Regions from separate parts of the Homo sapiens genome. Here region 1 is linked to region 2. Evidence: chromatin contacts called from ENCODE Hi-C or POLR2A ChIA-PET data. All regions are on one chromosome and are shown on one strand. The core of a region is the stretch at or near the end of the contact, and the rest is flanking DNA. Distances in the headings are between cores, read along the strand shown.

Evidence for each region. Hi-C counts contacts between places; a loop is a spot of excess contacts on that map. ChIA-PET counts read pairs that join two places held with the same protein, here RNA polymerase II (POLR2A). Pooled maps may share reads with other maps.
Region 1: a loop to region 2 is called in a pooled map, with 2.5 times the contacts of the local background. The contact joins two enhancer-like sites. A Hi-C loop is called at or near these places in 2 of 168 maps with a recorded cell type or tissue (body of pancreas and lower leg skin) and 2 of 50 pooled maps. POLR2A ChIA-PET finds 5 or more read pairs at or near these places in 1 of 52 experiments (BJ).

Annotation. Positions count from the first base shown.
Region 1 is chr3:59,856,157-59,861,976 of GRCh38, reverse strand. The region is part of intron 8 of FHIT (fragile histidine triad diadenosine triphosphatase); the gene reads left to right. LOC105377113 (a long non-coding RNA gene) reads right to left here. Exons shown (of 3, transcript XR_007095936.1): 2 at 808-1,010. Among named protein-coding and RNA genes, the nearest start is that of MIR548BB, 760 kb to the left of the region's middle. Within about 2 kb of position 4,041, at least 2 of the 41 ENCODE cell types and tissues checked have a DNase peak (open chromatin) inside an H3K27ac peak, as active enhancers do.
Region 2 is chr3:59,233,417-59,239,918 of GRCh38, reverse strand. The region is part of intron 4 of CFAP20DC-DT (CFAP20DC divergent transcript); the gene reads right to left. Among named protein-coding and RNA genes, the nearest start is that of CFAP20DC-DT, 150 kb to the right of the region's middle. Within about 2 kb of position 2,623, at least 2 of the 41 ENCODE cell types and tissues checked have a DNase peak (open chromatin) inside an H3K27ac peak, as active enhancers do.

The DNA.
Region 1 (5,820 bases), core at 2,792-5,291, 620 kb before region 2:
ATATTCATCATCCAACTAGTACCAATTACATCACATAATCCTTTGGGGAAAAAACACACACTTTAACACAAAGCAAAGGCCATAGAAAATATATTTGACTATTTTTTTTTCCTTCTGAATACCATGTTTCATGTTCTTCTAGTTCATAATTTCTTCCTCAGCTGTATTGTTTACTATTTAACTTTTTGGCATAAAAATATATTGATGAGAGAAAGAAATTAAGGTCTAATTTATGAAAATAGACTTCTTGTACTTCAGGAAATTCATGTGGCGCTATTTGGAAAAGGTGATGAATGTGATTTTCAGTAGAGTATCTGCATAAATTATGATTGATTTGCAATTCATCACCTTCCTTTATTGTTCCTCCTCAGTGCAGAGACCTTATCTGTGCATTATCAAGGAGGGAATATTTTTAGTTAGTGATTATTTGGCAGAAGTGCTAATAATGATGGGGAAATTTTTAAGAAAATATTTCCAAACTGGGAGTTTCTGCATTTTCAAAAATAGCACCCTGGAAGTTTGCACTGAGCCCTTCCATCTTTCAGGTGTTGCCTTCCTTAAATGATGTCTGAAAATAAATGTTTCTGTGTGAGTTTGGCCCCAGTGGGTTTGGCCTTGAGCTTCAGAGAATGACATTAGGGCACAGAAGTATTGCCAGTGCTGCCTATTCCACAGCCTCCCAATCAGTATAACTGACGTCTCAATCTTCCTCACCCTCATCATCTTTGTACATGGTGTTGGTGTCCATGTTTGCCATGGAATGGGTCATCTTGTGTTTTAGCTGTCTTTGAAATAGATTGCACTTACCCTATATACCACCACCCATGCTTCCTCATCTCTATGTGCTTGTGCTTGCTTCCCCTTCAGCCAAGAGTCCATTCTTCTCATCCTGCCAGCCAGTCAAGCTCTGTTTCAAGTTTCTGCTCAGTGCCACGTCCTCCACAGAGCTTTGTCCATCAGACTCCCCTCTTTCTTCCTCTTCTCTTCAGACCCAGGCACAAGGCAGCCCACTATAGTAGGAAAAAAAGAGATCTTTCGGGTTCTATGGACCTGGGCTCTGCCATTTACTAGCTGGGGGATCATGGATCATTACTGGATTTTCATACCGTGCTATTTCAATGTATAATTCCCACCTTCTGGTTCAGAGAAGGAGCTTGGGGAATGTAAATATTCTTTTTCCTTCTATTTTCTGAAGTTTCCTCACACCTTATCTGACACTCTCTGGTGGCTCCTTTTTATTCTGTTCTACCCTGTATTAGAACTATTTATGTAGATGTTTTATCTCACTTTTCATAATAAACACAAACATACTGATACACACTGACTGCCCTGTGCTCACCAAGCACCTGTTCTCCAGTCAGTCTCATACTTTTCATTAAATCAAACAAACAAGGTAAACAAATAAATACCTGTGTCTTAAGGGTGTTGATGAAGGGTGTGGATGTTATGGGTGGTGATTTGGAATAACAGAAGAATTATATTACACCTAACACTTCAAAATTTATTCAACTTTTCTCCAACATCCTTCTTTTCCCTACAAGTTCCATTCCCTATGGCAACTGTTTGCTTGTTTGCAAGTACTCTCTCTCAATATCTAGCAATCAGTTTTTCTCCTTGCATACCTGGTCACCCTTCTCTCCTTCTTTATACCGAATCTTCTTTTTCTTTTTGTAAGTCAGCTAGCTGTCCTTTGGCCATTCTCATTTGCATTCCTGATCATCAATTCTTCCCAACAAAGGGTCTTCTCAGAAAACAAAGAAGGATTCTAATCATGTATAACATAATTTTCCCATTAAACTTATGCTATTTTCTTCTTCTCAGAGCTCAGCACTTTTAGTATTTTTTTTAATTCTGAAGCTGTTTCAAACCGACAGAAGGGTAGCAAGAACTGCGGTATCCTTTCACCCTGATTATCCACCTTGCAACATTTTAATTCTCTTTCATTCAGAGAGATCAATATATAGATATTCCCTTTCAGATATGATGCTCCATCACTCTTCAGGTGTTTGATTACCTTCCCAAAACAAGAGCACTCTTCTCATTACTATTATAAAAACACTTCCAATCAGGAATCAACACTGATACAGCACTACCATTCAGTCCACAGGCCCCATTCACATTTTGCCAACTGTCTCAGTGATGACATTTTCTTTTTTGGTCCAGGATGCTATACAGAAACATACACTGCATTTAATTATTATTTTTCATCAGTTTCCTCCAATCTGGAATGGTTTTGTTTGTTTGTTTGTTTGTTGAGAGTCAGAGTCTCCCTCTGTCGCCCAGGCTGGAGTGCAGTGACGCGATCTTCAGCTCACTGCAACCTCCGCCTCCCAGCTTCTAAGCAATTCTCCTGCCTCAGCCTCTGGAGTAGCTGGGATTACAGGCACACACCTCCATGCCTGGCTAATTTTTTGTATTTTTAGTAGAGACGGAGTTTCACCATGTTGGCCAGGCTGGGCTTGAACTCCTAACCTCAGGTGATCCACCCGCCTCAGCCTCCCAAAGTGCTGGGATTACAGGCGTGAGCCACAGCACCCAGCCTGGAATGGATTTTTATTCTTTCCCTGTCTCGTGTTTTCCTGCCTTAAAGAGTATAGGTCTTTTTTTCCTGTAGGATGACTCTTTCTCTGGAGCTTCCACTGTTTCTTCATTATTAGACTCAAGTCATGTATTCTTCCATGCCATCTTGGCAGGAATTCCACAAAAACGCTGCTGAGCTCTTCTCAGCATATCACATCAGAAGGCAACCACACTGACCGTATCCCCACTTGATCACCTGGTCCAGTTGGTACTTGCCAGATCTCCCCATCATTCTTTGAGCATTTCTTTATATTCTGGTACAAAAAAGATGCTCCAGGATCATCTTATACTGTCCCTGTCCAGCCTTGGAATCAGCCACTTCTCCAAGCAGCTCTGGTTCCTGTCCGTGTAGAATGATTTTAGAAATCAAGATCTGGGTGCTTAGCATGCTTATTGTTCCTGTGATGTCAATGCTTTGAGACCCAGTCAACACAGAGCTAGGAAATATGTACATATAAGTCCACACAAACACACACTTATTATTATTTCCATATCTGGGTATGTGTATATGTTTACACATAAGCCACATGAATTCATATCAGTATCTTCAATTCAAATCTAAGTCTTTTCCCCCTTCCACATTTATAAATACCTTCTCTGACAGAAACTTGGTTCCCATTATCCTTAATATATATACTCATTTGTTCAATATTAGCCTTCACTGCCCACCACCTGCGTACATCTCATCCTCTGCTCTGCTTCCTCACACACTAGAAACACCACTGCCCCCATCCATGCAGCACCCCTCTCCCCACGTTGCCCTGCATGTTCAGTTACAGAGCAGGCTGCCATCACTACCCACCTCCACAAGACACCCCTCGCTCCTGCCTCCTCAGATGCTATCATTTCTCTCCAAGAAAGAAAGGGAAAAGGCTGGGCACGATGGCTCACACCTGTAATCCCAGCACTTTGGGAGGCCGAGGCAGGTGAATCACAAGGTCAGGAGTTTGAGACCATCGTGGCCAACATGGTGAAACCCCGTCTATACTAAAAATACAAAAAATTAGCCAGGCGTAGTGGCGGGCGCCTGTAATCCCAGCTACTTGGGAGGCTGAGGCAAGAGAATCACTGGAACCCAGGAGGTGGAGGTTGGAGTGAGCCGAGATCGCTCCACTGCACTCCAGCACTCCATCTCAAAAAAAAAAAAAAAAAAAAAAAAAGAAGGTGGGAAAAGGAAGGAAGATCACCATTTATGTCTTTTTGCTGATAGATGATGTGGGAAACTCCCATACACCTTTCACAGCAGTCACACATATGTTGAATGGGCAAACCATTCTTTGACATCTACTCACTCCCTTTTACTCTCTCTGCATTACTTACTTGTCTCCAAGGCTGTGTCTAAGCATAGTTGAAGACAGAAATCATTTAATAATATTCAGCTGAGCCAACTGGCCATAAAGCTGAGACTCCAATTAGGGGAACTGGAAGCTCTGGGCAGTGGTGTCAGGGGACCAGCAGGTGGCGCCCGTAAGTTCTACTCTAAACCTTTCTGTATCCAGGCTTGTTCACTACCTTCTTTCACCACCTGGTTTCTCTCTATCAGAGCTCTTTAAAAATATGTTAGCATTCACAGTTCCCAGTATCGCTGCAGACATAAATGTTGAGAAATGCATTCTTGTTTTCCTTCCCAAGGCACCAATAGTACAAAGACAAGCATAAAGCCCCTTAGGATACAAAAAAAAAAAAAAAAACCCAGCACTTTGCACAGCATAGTCATAAGTGACGTCACTCTGTAATCTTTAACAGGAGTGGTGTTTTCCACGCTCATAGGACAAACTGACTCTTGAATCTTTGTTAGGCCTCCCTGTCTAATCGATATGTAAGTTTCTCTAGGGAAAGAATAGGGTGGAATATTATTTGTATAATCTTGTCCTATGAAAATATGAAAGAGATTATTGGCAACATTTTTGATAACCTGGTGGAATAAAACTCCAAGCCCTGCCTAAGGTAAATTATCATAAATCTTATATGTCAGGAACGTGGTAGAGAGTTGCAGGTAGGCAGTGAAGTGGCCAGAATGTTTAAAAAAAAAAATATTCTGACCTGGAATCTGTGGCAGAGTGGAGAGAGTTGCGGTGACATATCTGATCTCATTAGTGCTTAAGGTTCCTCACGCAGAGATGGAGAAATGACAGTGTATCGCTCATTCCTGCCCTCTGAAGCCTTTCCATTAGAAATGCTGCAATTTAATCTCACATGTCACAAATCAAACCCCAACTTGAAAACTGCTTCCCCTGAAAAGGTGAACACATTCCATGCCTTGTGGAAGGAACTCCAGTGCCCCTCAGAGGAAGTGCTGTGTCCCCGATAGCAGCTGGTAATATCAGCTCCACATTTGAAAGGACCCCAGGCATCAGTATTCAGAGACTGCGATTGTTACATTAGCGTGACTTTTTGCAACTTATGTGACTTTGGGTGAGTTGTTGAAATTCCACTTGACTCAGTTTCTTTATTCACTAATTGAGCATAATCTCCACCATTCAGGGTGGTTGTGGGGATTAAAGGAGAGTTAAAAAAAAAAAAAATACTCAGCCGGGGAGCTAAGTACTTGATAAATAGAAGCTGTAACTTATTATTGCTTACTGTTACTTCCAGACTCTGAGCTAAGGGCTTTATATTGTTTACTTCCTTAATTCCCACAGAATTAGATAGATATTATAAAAAGCCATTTTGCAAAGAAGGAAACTGAGTCTTAGAGAAATTAGATAACATTGCTACATTATACAGCTAGAAAAATGGTACATTCCAAAGCTAATGAAATCTTTCTGTAATGTTACACTGCTACTTGTATATTGGAAATAAAATTTGTTATGCCTTACAATTGAGTATACTACTAAGAAGAATGGTCTGCATCTATATTCCTTTGTGAGAGAAGGCTGTAATTTTCCTCCCTTGTGATTTTTATGCCTGGTCCTAGTAACAGGGTTATACTGATTTACAGAATCTATGGGGAATAATCTCTTTTTTTCTATCATATGGAAGAGTTTGCATAAAATTGGAATGATGTCTTCCTTGAACATTGGGAAAAATTTGCGTGTAAAATCACCTGGTGTGATGTTTTCTTTGCAAAAAAAATTTTAACAATTACCTTAATTTATTTAATAGCCATAGGGCTATATAAACTTTTTGTTATTTCTTGGGTCCATTATGGTTAGTTATAAATTTTTAGGCATTTATACATTTCATCTAAATTTTTAAAAATTTTGACAGATAGTTGTTGACAATAGCCATTTATTATTT
Region 2 (6,502 bases), core at 1,374-3,873:
CTCAGAAGAAACTGAACCCCTATGGTCAGCACCCTACTTATATTTTCTGATCATTTCCATTTTCAATAAAACCACATCCTCAGTCACATTAAATAAATGTACTTAATTTAAATTTTGTTCATTTTATGGCTTGTTTGTATTTAAGTGGTAAACTTGTTTTAGTTTTATTGTTGTATAAGAGTTACAAACATGAGGAGTTTATATGCAGTTTAATGCTTATATGTACATAACAATTTAATAAACATAAGTCAGTATGGAGGGTGTTCTATAAAATTCTATTGTTTTGAAAGGGGGTCTATATATTAGTCAGCTTCCAGAAACACTGATTTAAGAAGTATCTACCCTGAATAGTACTTGTAGTAGGCTGAATAACAGCTCCCAAAGATGTCCATATCCTGTCTCTGGAATCTATGAATGAGTTAACTTCTGTAACCAAAAGAACTATGCAGATATCAAGTTAAGGATTTTGTGGCCAGGAGGTTAGCCCCCCACAAGGGCTAGTATGAAGTCCCCTTACTTCATTAAGGTCCTCACAGGAGGAGACAGATCAGAGTGCACAGTAGGAGATGTGAGGACAGACACGAGGGTGGAGTGACACAAGGAAGGGTCCGCAAGCCAAGGCAGGCAGCCAGCCTCTAGAAGATAAAAGAGGGTTGGAAATAGGTCTTCCTCTGCAGCCTCCAAAAGGAACACAACTCTGCCAACACTTTGATTTTAGACTTCTGGCCTCCAGAACTCGGTGTATTGTTTTAAACCACTACATTTGTGGTAAATTGTTATAGCAGCTGTTTTATTCTTTTAAAAGGGGGTTTATCTATTGTATATTAGTGTACACTACTTAATCCACTTGCACAGAATGATTTTTAGCTCCACGTTTCCCACTGTATTTTCTGGCAAGCAGATCCGTTTGTGATCACCAAACAGGCTCTCAGATTGTGAGCAAAACAGAGATAGAGTTCAGTGGAGGAAAGAGAGGGAGATGTGGAAGTGCAGAGGAGGCCAGAAGGAGGCTCCACCGGAAGGCCCTTTGTGGGGAATGGAACTGGGTGCAAGTCCTGGGTTGCTCATTAGCCAGTGGGGGTTGGCACAGAAGAAAAGGAAGTTGGGGTCCATTGAGCAGTCAGCTGGAAGAGAGTGAAACTGGATGGGGCAGCATTGTCCTGGGGATGCTGACCCTCCCTCTGAATCTGGAAGTTTGCCCTCAAACTTTTTTTCCAGCATTTACATTCCCTGGGTAAGTGAGGCTCCCCCAAGATTGCTCTGGGGAACAAAGCAGATTCTGAGGGCACTCAAGACTTAAGGCAAATCCTCCCAAATCGGAGCTCATCCCCACTGAAATCGACAAAGGCTATCAGGCAAGGCCAAGGGCACCCAGGCAAGTGAAGGAAGTCCTTTTCTTGGTCCTGGCTGAGGGGTTTGGGCAGGAAATCAGGTTAAGGGCCAAGCGGACTCTGGGATAATTGTGCTGAAAGCAGGAGAAAATGCATCTCAGGCACCGCCATTTTGTTGTTTTATCCCCTAAGAAACTAGGAAAAACGATTACACCCTAGGGTCTGGCAAGATGCATGCAAAAGCCAAATAAGAGATCACATGGGCTGACAGGGAGACAGCCACGGAGGAAAGTTGATTTATTATGTGTAAGTTAAATGCTATCTAGCAACAAGTAGTGGTGTATCCTGCTGCCCTGGAATTCTCTTCTCCACCCTTCTGCCATTTTCACCGCTTTCTGGGCTTTCTTTGCCCTACCTACCCTGGGAGGCAGGATTAAATTGTCCTCAATTATCTGTCCTCTGATTCTGTTAGGTTTACTGTCCTCCCGAGCAGGCAATTGGGCCAGGATACACTGGTCCACTGTGCAAGGAAGGATTTCACCGCTATGGGCTTGAATAAAAATAGAGCTAACGTGTTCTATGTTGTCACTCAATACTTTCTCACTGCACCTCGCATCAGCATTTGAGTAAGAACCTATTCCGGGGCCCTGAAGTGCCTTTTCATTAGAGCTATCACTTAATAATCAAAAAATAATGTATTACCTAACAGGTAAAGATGCTAATTCTGTTCTAGAGCCTAAAATCATCTCATGTCAGGAGGCTATTTTAAGTTATGAAAACTCTAGTGACACCATAACTATCCTCTCACAACACAGAATATTTAGAATACAAATGCTGCATAGGCAATTCTGAATCCATTCTATAGATGGTTTAAACCCTTTAAAATATGACATCTTACTCTTAAACAAGTGTTTAAAGTGGCGATGATCATTATCATCATCATCATCCCTTTTCTCATTTCAAAAGCAAATTCATTAAATTTTAGCTACCGCAGAATCCCTGATACATTTAAATTTGACTAGAATGAGGTTTACATCATAATATCTAAGAAGAAAAGGGTTGTAAAGATCGTAACAGTAGAATCTGTGAAATATTTAAGAAAAATGATTTTCCTATGGAGTACTGGCATTCGTTTGGACGCTAATGACAAAATATGTCTCATCCTCTTGAAGAAATAAATCCAGTCCCATAAAACCACACAACATTTGAATTGGGAGGGACCTAGAGTTATTCTTCAATTGTTCAGGCATGAGTAAGTCCCTGCCACAATAACTCCATTTAATGCCCAGCCCTTCCCTGGACACCTCCACAGAAATGGAATGCACTCTGATCTTTGACGGCTCATTTTTCCTCTCCTTCCTTTCTTCACTTAGGGTCAGGTCTAAGTGAAATTGCGAAGACAGCCATGCAGTCAGCCTCTCCAGCACAGTTCGTCCTCAGTCAGAAAAGACTTAACACTCTATCTTGGTGTTCCTACCTTTCACCCTTGGGTCACACCTCTGTCCCCTACAGCCATGCAGAATAATGTGACTCCCTCTTAGCCAAGTGAGGTCTCCAAAGAGTTCTCTCTTTTGACCTTGCCCATGAGGTTTGGATGTGAACCTCCTCACCATCCTTGTCACTCTACTCTGGGTCTACTCCAATTTGTTTCTGTCTCTCCTGCCATCTGACACCCACAACTCAACCTGGTACTCCAGCTGTGGTTTGGCCCCTACTTGGAGCACTTGGTTGAACTTAGAAATTTCTATTTTTTTTAAAAAAGGATATGATTACATTCATCAGACACGACTTCTAATTCACACTTGCCATTGAGAATAGCCTGCCCTCCAATGACCCATATTTTCAGATTTTTTTTTTTTTACTGTGCCTCTCTCAAGAGTCCAAATTGTCTTTCATGTCATCCTGAGTTGTAAAAGTCAAAACAAAACAAAACTACAGTTGCCTAAGAATTACTCCTAGAAATACAGAAGTACAAAAAAAAAAAAAAAAAAAAAAAAACAAGCACAATCAGGTGTACTGCTTGCTCAGTGTACAGTCCCTGAAAAACAGGCTGGGGAGCTGGGGAGCGTCTCCTAACTTGATAAAGCTCCTTTTAAAAACTTTCCCATCTGGAGATAGATTGAAAGTAAAGTCGTCTTTGTGACTGAAGCTCAGAAAAGTTTATTTTGATATTTTCAACTTTTTTTTTTTTTTTTTGAGACACAGTCTCACTCTGTCACCCAGGCTGGAGTGCAGTGGTGCAATCTTGGCTCACTGCAAGCTCTGCCTCTTGGGTTCACGCCATTCTCCTGCCTCAGCCTCCCGAGTAGCTGGGACTAGAGGTGCCCGCCACCACGCCCAGCTAATTTTTTTTTTTTTTTGTATTTTTAGTGGAGACAGGTTTCACTGTGTTAGCCAGGATGGTCTCGATCTCCTGACCTCCTGATCTGCCCCTCTCAGCCTCCCAAAGTGCTGGGATTACAGGCAAAAGCCACCGCACCCGGCCAATATTTTCAACTTTTGAAAAGAACTCTGAAATGTACTAGCAAAATATTTGCTAGGCCAGGTTTCCAAATCATTTCTTTATTACTCTTGTCTTTAACTCTCAGAACTTAGTAGGGGAGGCAGTGAATGTTGAAGGTAGAATAGCAGATGAGAGAGGAAAGGGGGGCCACACTACTGGGGAGAGGCTGGGTCATTCATTCCTGATGGTGACTAGAGCTCCTTCTGGGAGTGGGGGCATGGGTTTGGCAGGTGCCCCAGGCTGAGAATGAGCAATTCACTTCCATTCTAACACTACGTTTTATAATGAAACAAAAGACAATTCCCCCCCTGAGAAGCTGGGTGTTGTGGTTTCACACCTTCTCATTTCGGTGTTTTTGCTTAGCCATAAACAAGGACTGATTGAAAAAGAAAAACTCACAGAAATTTCAATTACTGTTAATGTCGCTTGAGTGTTTTCACTGTCACAGTCTAGGGCTTCAACTTTTTAATAAGTTTACTGTAATTATTACAAGTTTTTGGTCTAATTCCAGCTGAGGATTTAATGGGACTCATTCTGACAAGATATAGGATATTGTCCCAATAGATGCTCATTTGGAAATGGGCCACTTGCAATTTCAAGTGTGCAGAGCTGTGCAAGATTAAAAGTACTGGCAGTGTAATTTCCACCTTGTGTCCCAGGCTCTGTGGATTTGTAGCTCATCCAGGCTGTCCATCTGGGGAGCAAACAGCATGTACTCCTTGATGAGAAACTCTGGCCAACCGACCAGCTGTGAAAAAAATAGATTACTCTTGTCATTTTTTTCTCCTAGGTAATTTGCTAGGAGTAAAAATATAATTTCTTAGAAGGTCTGCAGTTAAAAGCAAATTCTAGCGATGTGCCTGATTTTTATTTAAAACTTCACTGCACTTTTATTTGTTAAATTTAATTTCTCAACAATACCCTGGCTGTGATAATATTTCCTAACTCACAGGAAATAGAAAGGTTGGTTTCTGGTATTTGGACACTAGAGAAACACAGGAAGGAGGGTGTAGAGGAGGAAAAAGAGAAGTACTCAGCTGGCAGGCTAAGCTGAGCACAAAGAAATATACTGCTGTTCTCCCTATAGGTAAAGGAGATATTATGATGGAATTAAGTAACTGTTGGGAAAATAGATCTTCCTATTGCCACCAGGAAGCTAAACTGCAAACTGCATCTTTTTAATCCCCTGACATGTATCTTCATCCTTATGAGAATTCAGAAGGTCATGCTAGATAATCAGGGTAATTCTAGATGAATTGAGCTGAAGAGCTGAGAGAAGGATTGTTAATAACCATCTGAATTGTGAAGCAGTATGTAACATCTATAGGTTTAATATGTTCACCAGGCTATGTGATTTCAGCAAGCCAAAAGGAATGGAAGAAATGTGCCAAGTAAAATTAAGCTGTTCAGTCTGCAACCAGTGGAGAGTTAATGATATAATTTGAAATTAAAGAATTTGCAATAATACTTCTGCACGGTGAGTTACAAAATATTTAGACATCAGTGAGTGCTGCACAGTAATCTTCTGTCCGGAATTTCAGTGTTAAAGTGCTATACCTCGTACACTCTATTGTCCTGACCCTTAAACTGTTTATTTTAAAAATACAGCTCCAGCCCAGGTGCTCACACATGTAATCCCACCACTTTGGGAGGCCAAGGCGGGCAGATCACAAGGTCAAGAGATCGAGACCATCCTGGCCAATATGGTGAAAACCCGTCTCTACTGAAAATACAAAAATTGGCTGGGCGTGGTGGCATGCTCCTGTAGTCCCAGCTACTCAGGAGGCTGAGGCAGGAGAATCGCTTGAACCCGGGAGGCAGAGGGTGCAGTGAGCTGAGATCATGCCACTGAACTCAGCCTGGTGACAAAGCAAGACTCCATCTCAAAAAAAAAAAAAAACAAAAAAAACACAACTCCAAACAAGTGTTAGCATTTTTTGAAAATTGATGTACTGTTACACATTATTATAGTGTTACATATTATTTGATTTATTTTGATATTGGGTATAGTTAACTATTATTACTATATATGTATGAGTATATATGTATAAGTACATATATTAAGTATACATACACACAAGACAAAGGACTTTTGTCTAGAATATATAAGGATTCCTACAATTTAATAAAGGAAGGATTCTTACGATTCAATTTTTTTAAAAAAGCCAAACAGCCAGGCACAGTGGCTCACATCTGTAATCCCGACATTTTGGGAGACCAAGGTAGGTGGATGGCTTGAGGCCGGGATTTTGGGACCAGCCTGGGCAGCATGGTGAAACTCCGTCTCTTCAAAAAAAAAAAAAAATAGCAGGTTATGGTACCACACGCCTGTAGCCACAGCTACTTGGAAGGCTGAGGTGGGAAGATCAAATGAGCCCAGGAGGTTGAGGCTGCAGTGAGTCATGATCGTGCCACTGCAGTCCAGCCTGGGCAACAGAGCAAGATCCTATCTCAAAAAAAAAGAAAGAAAGGAAAAGAAAGAGAAGAAAAGAAAAGCCAAACAAACAAATAAAAAGAATAGACAAAGATTTGAACAGAATCTGTACAAAAAAAGACATGCTTATAGGTAATAAGCACATGAAGAGGTAGTTAACATCACGCGTTATCAGGGAAATGCACATTAACACCATAATGAGATATCACTCCACATCTGTTAGAATGACCAAAA